Linked DNA regions of Mus musculus: region 2 is linked to region 1. Evidence: chromatin loops called from intact Hi-C (ENCODE). Cell type or tissue: heart. All regions are shown on one strand. Each heading gives the region's core, and the rest is flanking DNA. Links, peaks and the distances in the headings are about the cores only.

Region 1 (7,491 bases), core at 2,251-6,250:
TAATCCATCGGAGGCTGAGGGCATAATCCAACGGTAAAACGCTGCTTATTCATGACCAAGGTCCAGAGTTCCATCACAGCATGGAGAAAAAGAAGGCAGCGGGGGCAGAATCGGCAGAGGGAAGAAGAGGGCACAGGCTGTGGCTCGGTTGGTACAGGGCTTCCCTAGCATGCACAAAGCCCTGGGCTCAGTCCTTGGCATCACGAGAACAGGTATGATGGTAGGTCCCGATGACTTCACCCCTCGGGAAGTAGATTACAAGTTCCAAGGCATCTGAACCAAAATCTGTCCTGAATAGTATTTTGAGATGAACACTATTAATATTCTAGAACCCAAGTGTGGTGGTTTGAATAAAAAATGACCCCCATAGGCTCATAGGGAAGGGCACTGTTAGGAGGTGTGGCCTTGTTGGGATAGATGTGGCTTTGAAGGAAGTGTACCATTTTGGGTCTCAGAAGCTCAAACCAGGCCTACTGGCTGACAGTCCCTTTCTCGTCACCTGTGGATCCAGGGGCAGAACTCTCAGCTACCTCTCCTGCACTATCTGCATGCACGACGCCATGCTTCCCTCCATGATGATAATGAACTAAATCTGCGAAACAGTAAGCCAGCCCTAATTAAACTTAAGTTTGCCTTTATAAGAGTTGCTGTAGTCCTGGTGTCTCTTCACAGCAATGAAAACCCAACTAAGACCCCAAGTAAACTGGCTGATCTGAAGCGATGTCTGAGAGGAAATAGGCCACGGAGTGACTCTAACCTCTCAGGAAGGGACTTCTCCTTCCTTGGCTGCAAATGAGAATGACTCGGGGAGTTTAAAAAGGGTCCGTGCCTGAGCCTAAGCCAGATCTCCTAAGATAGTCGGGTAGCTGTTGAGTGTGTTCAGTCACCTTCTTTTGAGATCTCTTGGAGATGTGGGATGGGCACCTCCGGCCTCCCCTGCTCTAGAATGCCCTAAGATGCGCTAGATGGGTCAGAGGCAGACCTCTTCTTCCAGAGCAAAGGCAAGTTCACAGGGATGCCTCCACATCCTGAAAGGATGGCCAAGGTAACCAGGAAGTTGGTGGACAAGGTATCAACTTCAAAAGCAAAGAGTTCAAGTCACTTTCCCTGTGGCTAGAAACCTTTAAGATGTTACAAAGCAAACCTTTATGCTCCAAAGCAGCTTTGAAGTTTAAAATGTAAAGCAAGCGGGGTGTCACCCTACGGAAGGGAACATTTGAAATTCCCAAAGAGCTTGTCAGGATTTCAAAGGAGAAGAATTACAGGTGAAAACTGACTGATGTCTAGAGGCAGCAAGGGCTAACGGGACCACAGTCGCCCCAAACCTCCAGGTCTCTCTGTTTAATGCATAGAAATGAGTTATAGGACTGCAAGGACAGCCTTCTGCCAGACAAGAGAACTGTCCAGAACCACTCCTCTGTAGGGCCAGATGAGACCTAGGAACAGTCTCAGCAAAAAGACCCTTAATGTCTTCTTAGAAAGGTCCATGCTACCTGTCATGTGACACTATTCCCCAGGGAAATGTGAACAAATATGTACTCACCCCAAATAAGGAACCAAAGATTGACCAAAGATCAGATACCACCAGAGATCAACTCAGAGAACCATTGAGTTATACTGCATAAAAGAATATGGCTGAGGGGTTACTTATAGAAGCAGAAATTACTCAGAGACAGCTGCATCACCAGAGCCTACCCAGCATGGGTGACGGCTCATGAATACTATAGTGCACTGCGCAGCCTGCAGGCAGCTCAGCAGGATGAAGAATGTCCTTTCTAGTAGTTAAGTTGGTCTGAGCCTCTTCCAGGCTTCCCTGAGCGTCTCTCTGTTCTAACGGCTTGCGTTTGCTTAGGGACAGAGGGGCCTAGTGAATCTGATCAGTTTTAGGAACTTCCTGAAGCTTACAGGTGTTCACTTCTTAGCTTAATGAGCTTCCGTGTGTTTCACTTCCTTGTAAGCATCCTTTCTCACAGTGAGCTTCCCTCCAGGAGGAAAGGTTTTAATCTTGGAAGAAACTGCCACACAACACCACTTAAATAGAACTGGGTGAGTTAAACTGGGTCCTTTAAGATGCCCTCAAAGTAGCACCATGCTGCACCCATGCAGACACAAGCAATAAACCCTTTCTCTTAGCCAGGCATGGTGGCGCACTCCTTTAATCCCAGCACTCGGGAGGCAGAGGCAGCTGGATTTCTGGGTTCAAGGCCAGCCTGGTCTACAAAGTGAGTTCCAGGATATCCAGGTCTATATAGAGAAAGCCTGACTCGAAAAACCAAAAAACAAAACAAAACAAAACAAAACAAAACAAAACAAAAAAACAAAACCAAAAAAAACTCTCTCTTCTGGTTGAGCATTTCCTTCCTTCCTTCCTTCCTTCCTTCCTTCCTTCCTTCCTTCCTTTACTTTTGGTTTTTATTTCTCTGTGTAGCTGCCTGCCTCTGCCTCCCAAGTGCTGGGATTAAAGGCATGTGCCATCACTGCCTGACTCTTTGTTTTTTAAGATTTTTTAAATTATTATTATATATAAGTATGCTGTAGCTGTCTTCAGACCCACCAGAAGAGGGTGTTAGATCTCATTACGGATGGTTGTGAGCCACCATGTGGTTTCTAGGATTTGAACTCAGGACCTTCAGAAGAGCAGTCAGTGCTCTTAACCGCTGAGCCATCTCTCCAGCCCTGGGTGAGCATTTTGTTTTGTTTTGTTTTGCTTTCTTCCCCTTCTTGGTATAAGATGGTTTCCAGAGTCCTCACTACCTGGTTGTTCTCTCCAATCTGTCAGTGTGCATCTTAAAATCTGACACCCAGAACCAAACACTGGGTATGAAATATCAGATGCACCGGACCTGGCGGGGGAGGGTGTGTGTGTGCTTCTCTGTAATTAGAAAGGACGCCAATCCCAGGCTGGGTCAGTCCTGGGACAATGGCATGCGCTGAGGCAGACTGAGACGGTCTCACTCAAGGATAGGAAAACTATGTGGTCAGAGAAAAACAGCTAAGGGCTAGCACCAATTTGTAGCACCCAGAAATAGTTATGAATGCAGGTTTGCAATTTACTCCTTTAGTTTTCGTTAGGAAATATCATGAAAATGTGTGTGGTCTATTCAGGTATAGTCTCTGGAGGATAAAAAATGAGGAAGGCGACAGGAGGAAGGGAGATGGGGGGGAGGGGGACGGGGAGAGGAAGAAAGGGTGTGGGGAAGGAAGGGAGGGAGGGAGGGATGGAGGAGACTGGCCTTGCTGTGATGTTGGCTGAAAACTCAGAGGTTTCGATGTCAAACTAGAAATGATATAGAATCACTAGCTGGTCCCTAGCCAGAAGCTGGTAGAATATTCTAGAAGGCAGGCAGGGACTAAGAGCAATAGTGGGTGTTGGCTTTGGTCTCCTGATCCCCCTGCCTGGAACACTGGGAAGCAGGCTATGGGCTAAGGCGGTGCCCCCCACAAATGTAAGCGGTGGTTCTCTTAGCTCCCTCACTCCCTTGTTCTTGTCTTGCCCCAGAGAGACAGGGCTCTAAAGAATGCTCTAGAGCAGTGGTTCTCAACCTGTGGGTTGTGACCTTCATGGGGGTTGCCTATCAGATATTTATACTGTGATTTATAATTAGCCAAATTACAAAGTAGCAATGAAATAATTTTATGGTTGGGGGGTCACTACAACATGAGGAACTGTATGCAAGGGTCACAGCATTAGGAAGGCTGAGAACTACTGGCCTAGAGAGTGTCCTGTCTACACGGCATGGTGTCGGACACCTGAAACCCCCAGCACTTGGTAGGTGGAGCCAGAATGATCAGGGAGTTCAAAGCTACAAAGCAAGTTCTGGACCAGCCTGGGCCACATGAGACTCTGCCTTGAAAAAAAAAAAACAAAAACACAACAAAAAGAAACAAAGAAGAGGAGGAGGTTTGGTCTGGACAGAAACAAGACAGGGATTTCCAAGGGTAGTGGGTCTGCTTCAGCTCTGACCTTCAGCCAGAAGTGGCCAGTCAGTGCCAGTCCCACAGCAAGGACAAAAGTGAAGCTTCTGTGCCCTCCACCAGGAGGCAGGCAGCCTCGCAAACCAACGGTGATGTCATCATTTGGCTTGCTCTTCATTTCTGCAGTTTGAAAGCTGAACCTGGCGACTCTCCCTCTACGGTGAGGATGTGCATACCTTTCATTCAACAGACCAGGCTCCAGATGGAAGCTCAGGGGAGGGCCGCAGTCTCTGGAGGCCCGGGGTAGGGACTGGCCCACAGGAGGGCGCCCCTGAGCCCATTAAGCAACAACTACCAAGTCCATCTTTTGTTTGTTTATATTTGATCTCTAACACGTCACCATCTACAATGACTCTATAATACGAGATTTCCTGGTTTTGCGAGTGACTCGTAATCGATCAGGAAGCGTTTGTTCTAATTTCCCTCCAGGATCACTGTCTCCTGGAAATACTCTCCTAAATTTAAAAAGCGCAGACAAGAAAGGTAGGTGAACCGAAGGCAAAAGTGGTGCCGGGGGACGTTGTTTTGGTTTGGTTTGATTGTTTGTTTCTGAGCTACCTGAGTGTGCCGAGGTCATGAAACACTGTCTCAAAATCAGACGGAAGCAGGGTCTGTGGGAGGGCTCAGCCCACAAACGCCACCCTCAAGTCTGATGACCTGAGTTCAACCCCTACCCCCAGAACCCACAGCTAGAAGGCAAGAACCGGTTCCTGCAAGTTGGCCTCTGACCTCTATACACATGACATTCACCAGTTCTTGCCCACAAGCGCACATGCAAAATACAAAGTAGATATAACAGTACAAATTTTAAATCTTGCCTGGTGTGGTGGCGCATGCCTTTAATCCCAGCACTCAGGAGGCAGAAGCAGGCTGGTTTGAGTCCAGCCAGGTCTACAAAGCAAGTCCAGGACAGCTAGGGCTATTCCACAGAGAACCCATGTCTAGAAAAACAAAAACAACAAAAATTAAAATCACACAAACACAACAAAAGAAACCGCCATAGAGGACTTCCATCAAGGGCCAGTCACCTTTTGGAGGGGGAAAATACCACAGCAAGCTCAACCTATTATTTAAATCTGTACCCCTTATGTTGGGACTTGAACCTGTGCCCTTCATAAGCACCTTCCCACCTACCTACAGTCCTAACCTATACCAGGGTTTTAAACATACGAAGCTGGCATCTGGCCCAAGTGGATCCTTCCAATCTCTAATAGCTCCAACACGCGGCCTAAATACTGCCTGCTAAAATCCATATTATCTCAGTAATACCAGGTTCACCTTTGAGAGAAGGAGGCAGGCTTGCAAACAGACTCTGTGAGATGAGCATCGGCCCAGAGGAACAATGGTGTTTGAGGAGGAATTTAAATGTGCTGAGCATGTGGGCCTGTCCAGAGTCACAGGAAGCAAGATGTGTTTGTTCATTCATTCATGCATGTGCTTGTTTAACAAATATTTATTGAGGGCAACTCTGTGTCCACAGTGTCTGTTTGGCTTTCAGGTCCCTCGCTCTGTTGAGGGAGGGACAGCATATTTATTTATATTCTGCAAGGGGCAGGGTAGTCCTGGTTAAGACGGCACATTCCCTCTGAAATTTCATGAGCTCTTAGCAGCCTCCATGTGTACAAATGCAGGCAGGAAACGCATGCATGGGTGTGATTAGATGACCCGAATACAGGCTTGCTCAGTGTTCCCACTCTATATTCAAGTGTCTCCATCTCTCTGTTTTTAAAAAGATTTAATTTATCTTTACTTGTGTGTGTAGCTCACATGTGAGTACAATTGTCTTCAGAAACTAGGAGTGTTTGACCCCCCAGAGCTGAAGTTGCAGGCAGTGTGAGTTCCCAGCGTGGATGCTGGGAGGCAAAAGCTCGTATTTTGCAACAGTAGCAAGTGCTCTTAACCTTGGAGCCGTCTCTGAGCCCTGGACCCATCTCTTGATGCATAGGCTACTCTTTCTCTCTCTCTTTCTTTCTTTCTTTTTGTTTGTTTGTTTGTTTTTGTTTTTGTTTTTTTTTTTTGAGACAGTTTCTCTGTGTAGTCCTGGCTGTCCTGAAACTCACTCTGTAGACCAGGCTGGCCTTGAACTCAGAAATCCTCCTGCCTCTGCCTCCCAAGTGCTGGGATTAAAGGCGTGCACCACCACTGCCCAGCTACTACTCTTTCTCTTTTATCCCAAGAAAGAAGTGTAGAATGCTAACCACTCCATGTGTCCTCAGGTCTTTCCCCTTCTGATTAATTTGAGCCCCTTCTCAACTAACCAACTAACCAACCAACCAACCAACCAACCAACCAACCAACCAACCGACTCCTTCCTTGCCAGCATCTGGACTGTCTTCTCTCTTCCATGCCCCTGACTTTGATAAGCAGACCTAGTTCCCACCCCTCCCCCCTTTCTTACACAAACAACCTTGCTATTCTGTTACTCTTCAAACTACCAAGCTTTTCTATTACCAGGCAGCCCAGGCTTTCTCAGAGACTACTTTGTCTCAGTTCAGTCCATCCCCTCCCTGGAGACTAGAGAGCGGGACCAGACCTGCAAAGGTGACTACTGGCTTTTCAAGAGAGAGCATTTTCCTTCTGGCTGTCATTCTCCTCTTCCTTTAAAGACAGACCCCTCAGTTCCAGCTGTGTAACAGACTGTTTCCCAGGTTCCCTTGTGCTAGTTGCTGCCATCTTTGTCCTTCTGGGGTCATCTCCATAAAAGGAAAGTGGACATTGTCCATGTTTGCTCTCTTTCATCTCCACAGAGACAGGGATGTGAAAGAACACCAGAATCGATCATTTCAGATCTGAGATCGGAGCATCAGACTGCAGCTTGCAGGACAAGACAGAAGGAAGGAATATAAGGGCGGGGTGTGGGGAGCAATAGCTCAACTGATAGAGAGCTTGCCTTACATTCCTAACACCAGTGACTGTTAGATCAGATATGGTAGTTTGTGCCCCTAATCTCAGCATTTGGGAGGTGGAGCCAGGAGAATCGGGATGCAAGGGCATCCTTGGCTTCATAGATTAAGCCAGCCTGAGATGGGTGAGACCCTACATAACAAATCAAATGGATAACTTTTAAAAGATGGAGTATGGAGGGAAAGGGGAGCATGGGCCAGGCATGGTGGTGGACAGGAGTCTGAGGCAGGGGAAGCTCGATGAATTCAATGTGAGCCTGGTTCACGACACAGCAAGTTCTATGCCAACCAGGAATAAATGGTGAGACCCTGACTTTAACAAGATGAAACCTGTCCCCTTTTAAATGTAAAATGTCCCCTACAGACTCATGGGTTTGACTTAGTTCCCAGCTAGTGGTGATGTTTGGGAGGTTTGGGGCCTGGCTTGTGTGATGCTGAAGGTGGGCCTTTGAAGGTATAGCTTCCCTTTGCTGCTGGGCTAGCATTCTGCTTCTCGTTCTGCGCCTTTCGCAAGCCACCACTGTAAGAACCAGCCACTCTATGCTGATCCACTGTAGCCACCACACCTTTCCCACCATGATAGACTGAGCCCTTCATAGCTGAGAGCCAAGAT
Region 2 (7,491 bases), core at 1,500-5,499, 150 kb after region 1:
ACCAAACAGCACGGGAGGGAAGCATACAGGCAAGCTACAGGTGTTGGTGTATGTCTGCAGCCCCAGCACTCTGGAGAAGGGCAGAAAGGCTACATACACAGTGTAAACCAAGGGCTGAGGGCACAGCTTGGTGTTACAGTGCTTGCCCAACATGTGCCAGGCTCTTCTTCCTCTCCAGCACAGCAAAAGGGGGTAGGGGGCTTTCATTTCAAAATAACTGAACCTGTAAAGACTGAATACTTTAAAGTTATGTGTGCACAGGTATGTGCCAGAGTACATACATGGAGAGCAGGGCCAGCTTCAAGGAGTTGGTTCCCTTCTTCCACCATGGGTTTGGGTGTCAAACTGAGGTGTTGGATTTGTGTGGCAAGTGCTTTTACAAGTTCCTGCCCCCCAAGAAACTTCATAGTAACAGTACCTAACTTCCTCCCTGCGTTTCAGTTTTCTTGTTAGTGTACTTGTTCATAATTTCATGCTTCCATACTTTGAGTACTGCCTCTCCTGTCACCAGCCTTTCACCACTCCTCCTCCCACTGACCTTCCACTTCTCATCTTCTTCTTTCTCTCTCTGGGGACCACTGCATTTTAATTAGGACTGCCTGTATGAGCACTGCTGGACGTCATGTACTCTAGTAGGGGCAACTTGCCAGTGAGAAGGGGACTCACTCCACATGTAACCACTAAGGGCCTATAGTCTCAGAAAGTGGTGGGGCCTTATGGAGATCTCCCCATCCATGATTGAGTGCTTTCATAGGTACAGTTTCGTGGAAGTCTGGAGCAGGTAGCATTGATGCTGTGAATAAATGGGTACAATAGCCATATGGTTCCAGGAAGGTACAGCATAGCATTGATGCCTGTGCCCCCTGGACTCTGGAGGGGTGATATAGGCATCCTATTTAGGGGTGAGGACTCCAGTTTCTGGGTCTTTACATTAACTCTTGTAGCTGCAAACAGAAGGGTCTGTGACCAGGGCTGAGAGCAGCTCTCACCTATGGCAGTGAACGTCCATTTTTGTTTTAGATGGGCTTTTGTGTATCCTTCCCTGGCCTTGAATTCTCTTTGTGGTTGAGAATAACTCAGAATTTCTGGTCTTGGCTGTATACCTCCCCAGTGCTGAGACTACAAGTATACACCACCACACTTCATTTATATAGTATTAGGGATCAAACCCACTGCCTTCTGTGTGCTAGGCAAACACTCTACTAGCTGAGCTATATCCCAGGCCCTAGCTCATTTTTTTTTTTCAGTAAAGATAATAAAGTCATCAGATATTGCATCTTTATAGATCCATTTTTAAATCAGTATAGAGTTCTGTACCCAGGAAACTATCCATCCAAAGTGTGGATGGAGTAAAACTGTATTCAGATGAACAGAAACCAAGAACATTTATTATCAGTGGTCCCACAATTTAAGAGCTATAAACATTCCTTAGATGGAAGAAAAATGATCCCATATGAAAACAAGGAAGTAGGACCAGCAACATGGTTCAGCAGTAAAAGTTCCGGTCATGCAACCCTAATGGCCCGAGTTCTACCTCTAGAACTGTGAAATAGCCAGACGTGGTGGTGAAATAGCCAGACATGGTGGTGTGCATCGATAATCCCAGCATTTCTTACAGAAGGTAGAGATAGGAGATGTGTGTGAAGTTCATGGGCTTGCTAGCCTGGAGTACAGAGCACAGCAATAGAAACGAGAAAGACCCTGCCTTAACACAGTGGGGAGAGAGAAACAACTCCTTCAAGTTGTCCTTTGGCCTCCACATGTACACCTTCTACATATACATCACACACACAGTGATGAAGAGAAGAGAAAAACATGGAGAGGCAGAGAAAGACAGAAGAGTGGCAGGGACATCAAATATGTAGCTAAGGCAGATCTGTGTGAGTTTGAGGCCAGCTACAGAGCAAGTTATATATAGGACAGCAAGAACTACATGGACCAAAGCAAAATGGGAAGAAGAGGAGGAGAATTTTAAAGCAAGTCACAGTCATATAATCAAACACACAGGAAAAGAAACTGCTAAGAGATACACTTTGAGATACACTCAAAGTGTTTAAAATTGAAATGGTTTAGATTTTGTAATAACTGCTTTTGCATAAGATGCCTTAGGGTTGGATCCAAGTATCACAGGAACTTTATTGCTGTGGTGGCACATATACCCTAAAAGGTTATGTGATAAGACTTACTTCAGCTGGCTGCACTGTGGTATAGTATCCATACCATGAGAGGTTGCATGTGGAACTGCTTCCTGTCTCACTTTGGCACTCAGAAAGTTTTGGATTTTGGAGCATTTCAGATTTCGAAATTCTGGGCTAGAGGCCTGTACCTGATTAACCCCAAACCAAATGATCCAATAGTGGACAAGTGGTATATGATTATGTTTAATCCGAAAGTCCTAATGTAAATAGCTTAAATACTCCAGAATAGAGTCAGGCTATACCAAGTCAAAGATCAGGAGACATCTTTTATACGTAAGGATCAGCAAGAGGAAACACGAAAACATTAGAAAAGCATACACTGTAGACAGTTATGGCTACAGTAAACACAGCCAAAGAAGAGTTTTCAAGCATCAAACAGAAAAGATGGAAAACATGTCACCAAGGTTTGGTAACATCAGAAGACTGGATGTTTTTAAATGTGTAAGACAAGCCAACACAGAAAGGAAAAATAAAAGCAAGTTGTTCATCAGATTATTTTTTAAATCAGCTGGAAAAGAACTGGAACCATGACCACGGGGACCTGGTCTGCTCAGCCCGTTGACATTGAGATGCGTAATGCGTCATCTACAAATGTGCTAGGCCACATTCATAGCAATTCATGGATGTGGACACATCTGGACTGTGCTTTGGACATACATATTAGAGCTCATTCATCCAAAACTTACTGTCCCACATTCTTTTCAAGTATGTGATGATCGTTTACCAAAAGAGTCATAGTCTGTCATAAGCCAAGGCTCTGCACACTATCAGTATTAATCCGTAGCCAAGGGTGCAAATTTGTATATGATTTAACACAAGCATTAAAAAACAGGAAAACATTACAGCTTTGTTTTTAAAACCTGAAAATGTAGGCAGGAGATGGCTCAGAAGGTAAAGGTGCTTGTCGCCAAGCCTGCTTTCCTGAGTTAGATCCCTGAGACTTACAAAATGGAAGAGAGAGAACTGGCTTCTACAAGGTGTTCACACACTGCATGTGTGGAGGTCAGAAATCGACTTGAGAGAGCCAGTTTCTGCCTTTCACATGTGGGTCCCAGGAGTTAATCAGGTTCCCTTAAATACCAGGCTTGTCACCTTTACCACTTAGCTGTCTTTCTACTGTAGTTGTAAGAAGATTTAAAAAACAAACAATTGAGGCCAGCCTGGTCTACAAAGTGAGTTCCAGGACACCCAGGGCTATACAGAGAAACCCTGTCTCGAACCCCCCCCCCCCAAAAAAAACAAAACAAAAACAAAAAAACATAGTGTATGTGTAGGAAGGAGGTGACCTCATGGCCATAGGACCTGTAGTGATTGGGTTGGGGGGGAGGTTTGTCTGCTTCGTTTTGTTTTAGCTATTTGACAGCCCAATACAGAGAGGAGAGAGATGGCTGATTCTGCATCAGAGTATGTGGATTCTGTATAATAGCAGTGTTCATACTCTGTGGTCAACATAAAGCAGCATTCAAACTGTATTTCTCAAATGCAGTGTGTGTGCCTTGATTAGGAAGACACCAAGCGAGCTTCAACATAGTAAACAGTGTATGCTGTAGACTATAGCCAGCATCATAGTAAATGAGAGAAAGCTGAGCATTTTCTCTAAACCCTGGAATGAGATGAGGGCGGCCACTCTCTCTATTCTTACTCAATATATCACACTTTTAACTAAATAGAGCACAATTTACAGCAGCTAAATTATGAAACCAACAAGAAGTAAAGAAATGTGGTAAATATACACAGTGGACTTCCTTCAGCGATAAAGAGCAAAGTGTTTCATCTCTGGGTAAATGGGTGCAGCTGGAGATAGTCACACTAAGTGAATCTGGGCATTGTGAAAGTATCTTTTCTTTGATCTGCACTGCCTAGATTTTACATGCAAATATGTGTATACTTAAGAATATTTATCTTGGCTGCTCTATTCTGACAGAGTCCCCCCAGGTTGTATTGATATAAGTTTTATTTATGATTGTTACACATTAAGAGTATATATTTTTATGGGGGGCAGAACGGTGCTTCAGCGCCTGTGTACAGTGTACAGAGATGGGATCAGGGCAGTGGGCACATTCATTCCCTGATGCGGTTGTCTTTTCTTTGTGGGAGGAACAGTTGGAATCCTCTTTGGTAGGAATTGACAATAAATTGATTTGAACTACAGTTCTCCTGCTGTGCTATCGTCAGCTGTCATCTCCCCGTCCCTGCCTCTTGAACACTTCTCAAGCCTTACTGTTTATCATGTTATTTACTACTCTAAAATAAACACTTTTTTGGGTGTATGTAAAAAAAAAAACAAAAACAAAAGCATAAAAACAGTGTATGTGAAATGCAGTGCAGAGTACAGTTAATAGGAGCTGGCAGGTCTTTTTATTATAGCAAAATAATAAGGCATTAGGTGCAGGGAGTCATCAGAAAGCCTAAGGCCCCTAATTAAGGCCCTGATTAGGAAACACATTTAGTGATAAAGTTTGCTTTTGAGGATTGGTTTTTATCCCTTGATACTTTAATTAATTAGGAGATTATATTTAGTATATATTTATATATTATGTTTAGTATAACTAATAATTCACCGAGAAGGCTGAGATGCCTATATACAGTGTTGTATGAAGAGGAGGAAAACAGTCTGGTGAGGAGGATTTTTTCCTTATTAGGAATTGGGGGTGGGGTGTCAGCTGACATGTGTGTGCTGAGTGCTGTCTTCATTGTTGGTCTGTTACTTTAAAGCGCGTACTGTCAGTGCTGCCTGTAACGTTCAGAAACAGGCTAACTTCAGATACTATAAATCAGGACAGTATTTACTTATGCATTTTAAAATCTGTTTCTATGTTTTGGAATTACAAAATCATTTCTTTTTGCACATAGTAATAATAGGAAACCCGCTCATTTTACTAATTCCTAGTAATGTCACATTTAGATGACATTTGCCATTAATTAATATTATGCCTAAAGTTAGATCTGCTAGATGCCTTTGGGATGTTAATTACTTAGTATTAATAGGCCAAGGTGCTTTGTACCCATGTGTACTCCAACTGTACAGCTGGGCTGATTTAAAAAATGGAATGTTAAACTTGTTTGGTGGTGCAAACTTATAATCTCAACACTCTGGAGGCTGACAGTGTGAGGCCAGACTGCGCAGTATATCCAGCCTTCATTCAAGAGAGACAGCACCAGGTGACAGTGGCCGTGCTCATGTTGCTCAGCAGGCTGCTCTGTTCCAGTTTTCATACCTCGTTCTAGACAAGGGGTTCCCATCCTGAGGGTTATGACCCCATGTAAGGGCCACATACCAGATAATTACTATTCATAAAAGCAAAATGACAGTCATGAAGTAGCAACGAAATAATGTTATGGTTGGGGGCACCACAGCATGAGGAACTGTGTTAAAGTGTCGCAGCATCAGGAAGGGTGAGAGCTACTGTCCTAGACCAACTCTAAGCTACTTGAAGTTATGATTAGGGTTTTCTTGGGATTTTTCTCTTACTTAAGGGAATTAGTTTCCTAGTGTGTTGGGTAAACAAAGAAGTCTAAACATGAATACTTAGAAGCTAGGAAGCAGGTCCCATGTTAGCTGCTTTATTCTCAGGAATCTAGGACTAGACTACATATACAGTCTTATAAATAGATCCTTTCAAAGCTTTGTAAGAGAAACTCATTCATGAGTAGACCATATCTTTCTCTGTGGCCTGTGTTTGCCTTGAACTTAGTTCTCTAGCCTCAGCTTCCTGAATGTCCTGTCTCCCACTATGCCTGGACTAGCCTACAGTTTAAAATGAATGAATGAGGCAAACATAATACAGTGTTTTTAGAGTTCCAATTCTTAGAACTTTTCATTTTAGGCAAAGAAAAAGCATTCTATCTCAGAAAGATAGGTTTTGAAAATTGCTTCCCATTGAAGTGTTCTCAAGTTACTTTTTTCCTTCCTACTTCTTTTACTTCTCTCTCTCTCTCTCTCTCTCTCTCTCTCACAAAGATTTATTTTTACTTATATGGTACACTGTCGTTGTCTTCAGACACCAGAAGAGGGCATCAGATCCCATTACAGATGGTTGTGAGCCATGATGTGGTTGCTGGGAATTGAACTCAGGACCCCTGAAAGAGCAATGAGTGCTTTTAGCCGCTGAGCCAGCTCTCCAGCCCTACTTTTCGTTTTCTGAGACAGATTTTCTCTATAAGCCCGTCTGCCCTGGAACTCATTCAACCAGACTGGCTTCAAACTCACAAGAGATCATCCTGCCTCCCTTCCCAAGTGCTGGCATTAAAGGTGTTGATCACCGCCGCCTGGCTAAAGTCACTTCTTCATTAAGGATCTTTAGGCCACAGTTCTTTTGCCCGTTGGGTTGAACCTGAAATTGACATGTTCTCATGTTACTGTCCGGATTTTCCCCTCCTAGGTTGTGCTTGGTCTCGGATGCTCTTCTGTAGAATGTAGTTTTCCTGGCTGGTGCACAGCTCCCAGCCTGATGACTGCTCTTTCCTGACCTCCTGAGCGTGCTAGGTCTCAGTCTCAGTGCTCCCAACATTAGGAGCAAGCTCCTGGGAGTGTGGTTACTAGTCCATGTGTTGAGCTTAATAATTCTGATCTCAGTTTTGCCCAAGTTCAGTTTAAGAATGTTTTCATTTGGCATGTATGGCCTAGTTGTTGAATTATAACTATAATTAGTTTGTAGGTGTAATAACATTAATTTACTACCAGCCTCTTCACTTTATGTTAATAGCTAACATATTCTTGAATTACTGCATTGTGTCAGATTTCATTCTCAAATCACCACTAATTTTCATAAATTGTCCACTTAATGTTTGGTTCTGAGATATGAGCTAATGGTTCCATTTTACTGATGAAAATATCAACTCTGGAGGTTTATATAACATCTGTAGTCTTTTAGCTAAATACTGAGACCAGCTTTAAACCTAGCTCTTGGCTGTGGAACCAATACTCTCAAGTACTATTTTATGTTGCTTCTCTTAATCCTGCATGATCTTACTTTTAGCATAATAATTTATATAATATATTTTAAAATGTCTACTCTTAAGATATTTTAATAAATAATTTGTCCATGTGTGGGTCCTCATGCCTATAGTGCGAGCACTTGAAGCTAAGACAAGTGGCTCGCCATGAGACTGAGCCAGCCTGGGTTATGCATGTAGTGAGACCCTATCTCACTTTAAACACTAAACACTAAAGTGGTAGAGTATAAATTTCGAGTGTCAAGTATATTTTACTAAGACTAAGTGAACTTCGTCGGAGGTGGGGTTTTCTTTTCAAAGTGGGGTTGGGGTAAACAGGATCTCATAGCTTAGGCTG

What was found. A loop is a pair of places that touch in the nucleus more often than their neighbours do. Peaks named below come from ENCODE experiments on the same cell type or tissue, not always from the same donor. Only the 100,000 strongest peaks of a DNase experiment are listed, where the experiment ranks them.
Region 2: a loop joins it to region 1, with 8 times the contacts of the local background. A loop is called at or near these places in 5 of 42 quality-filtered maps.

What each region holds. Positions count from the first base shown.
Region 1 is chr16:33,333,262-33,340,752 of GRCm38, forward strand. No RefSeq gene overlaps it. Among named protein-coding and RNA genes, the nearest start is that of 1700007L15Rik, 44 kb to the right of the region's middle. In heart, for the core only: a CTCF peak has its summit at 4,121; a DNase peak (open chromatin) is centred at 4,110; H3K27ac peaks cover 565 bases.
Region 2 is chr16:33,483,044-33,490,534 of GRCm38, forward strand. The region is part of intron 7 of Zfp148 (zinc finger protein 148); the gene reads left to right. Among named protein-coding and RNA genes, the nearest start is that of Slc12a8, 31 kb to the right of the region's middle. In heart, for the core only: no CTCF peak of the experiment used is centred there; no DNase peak of the experiment used is centred there.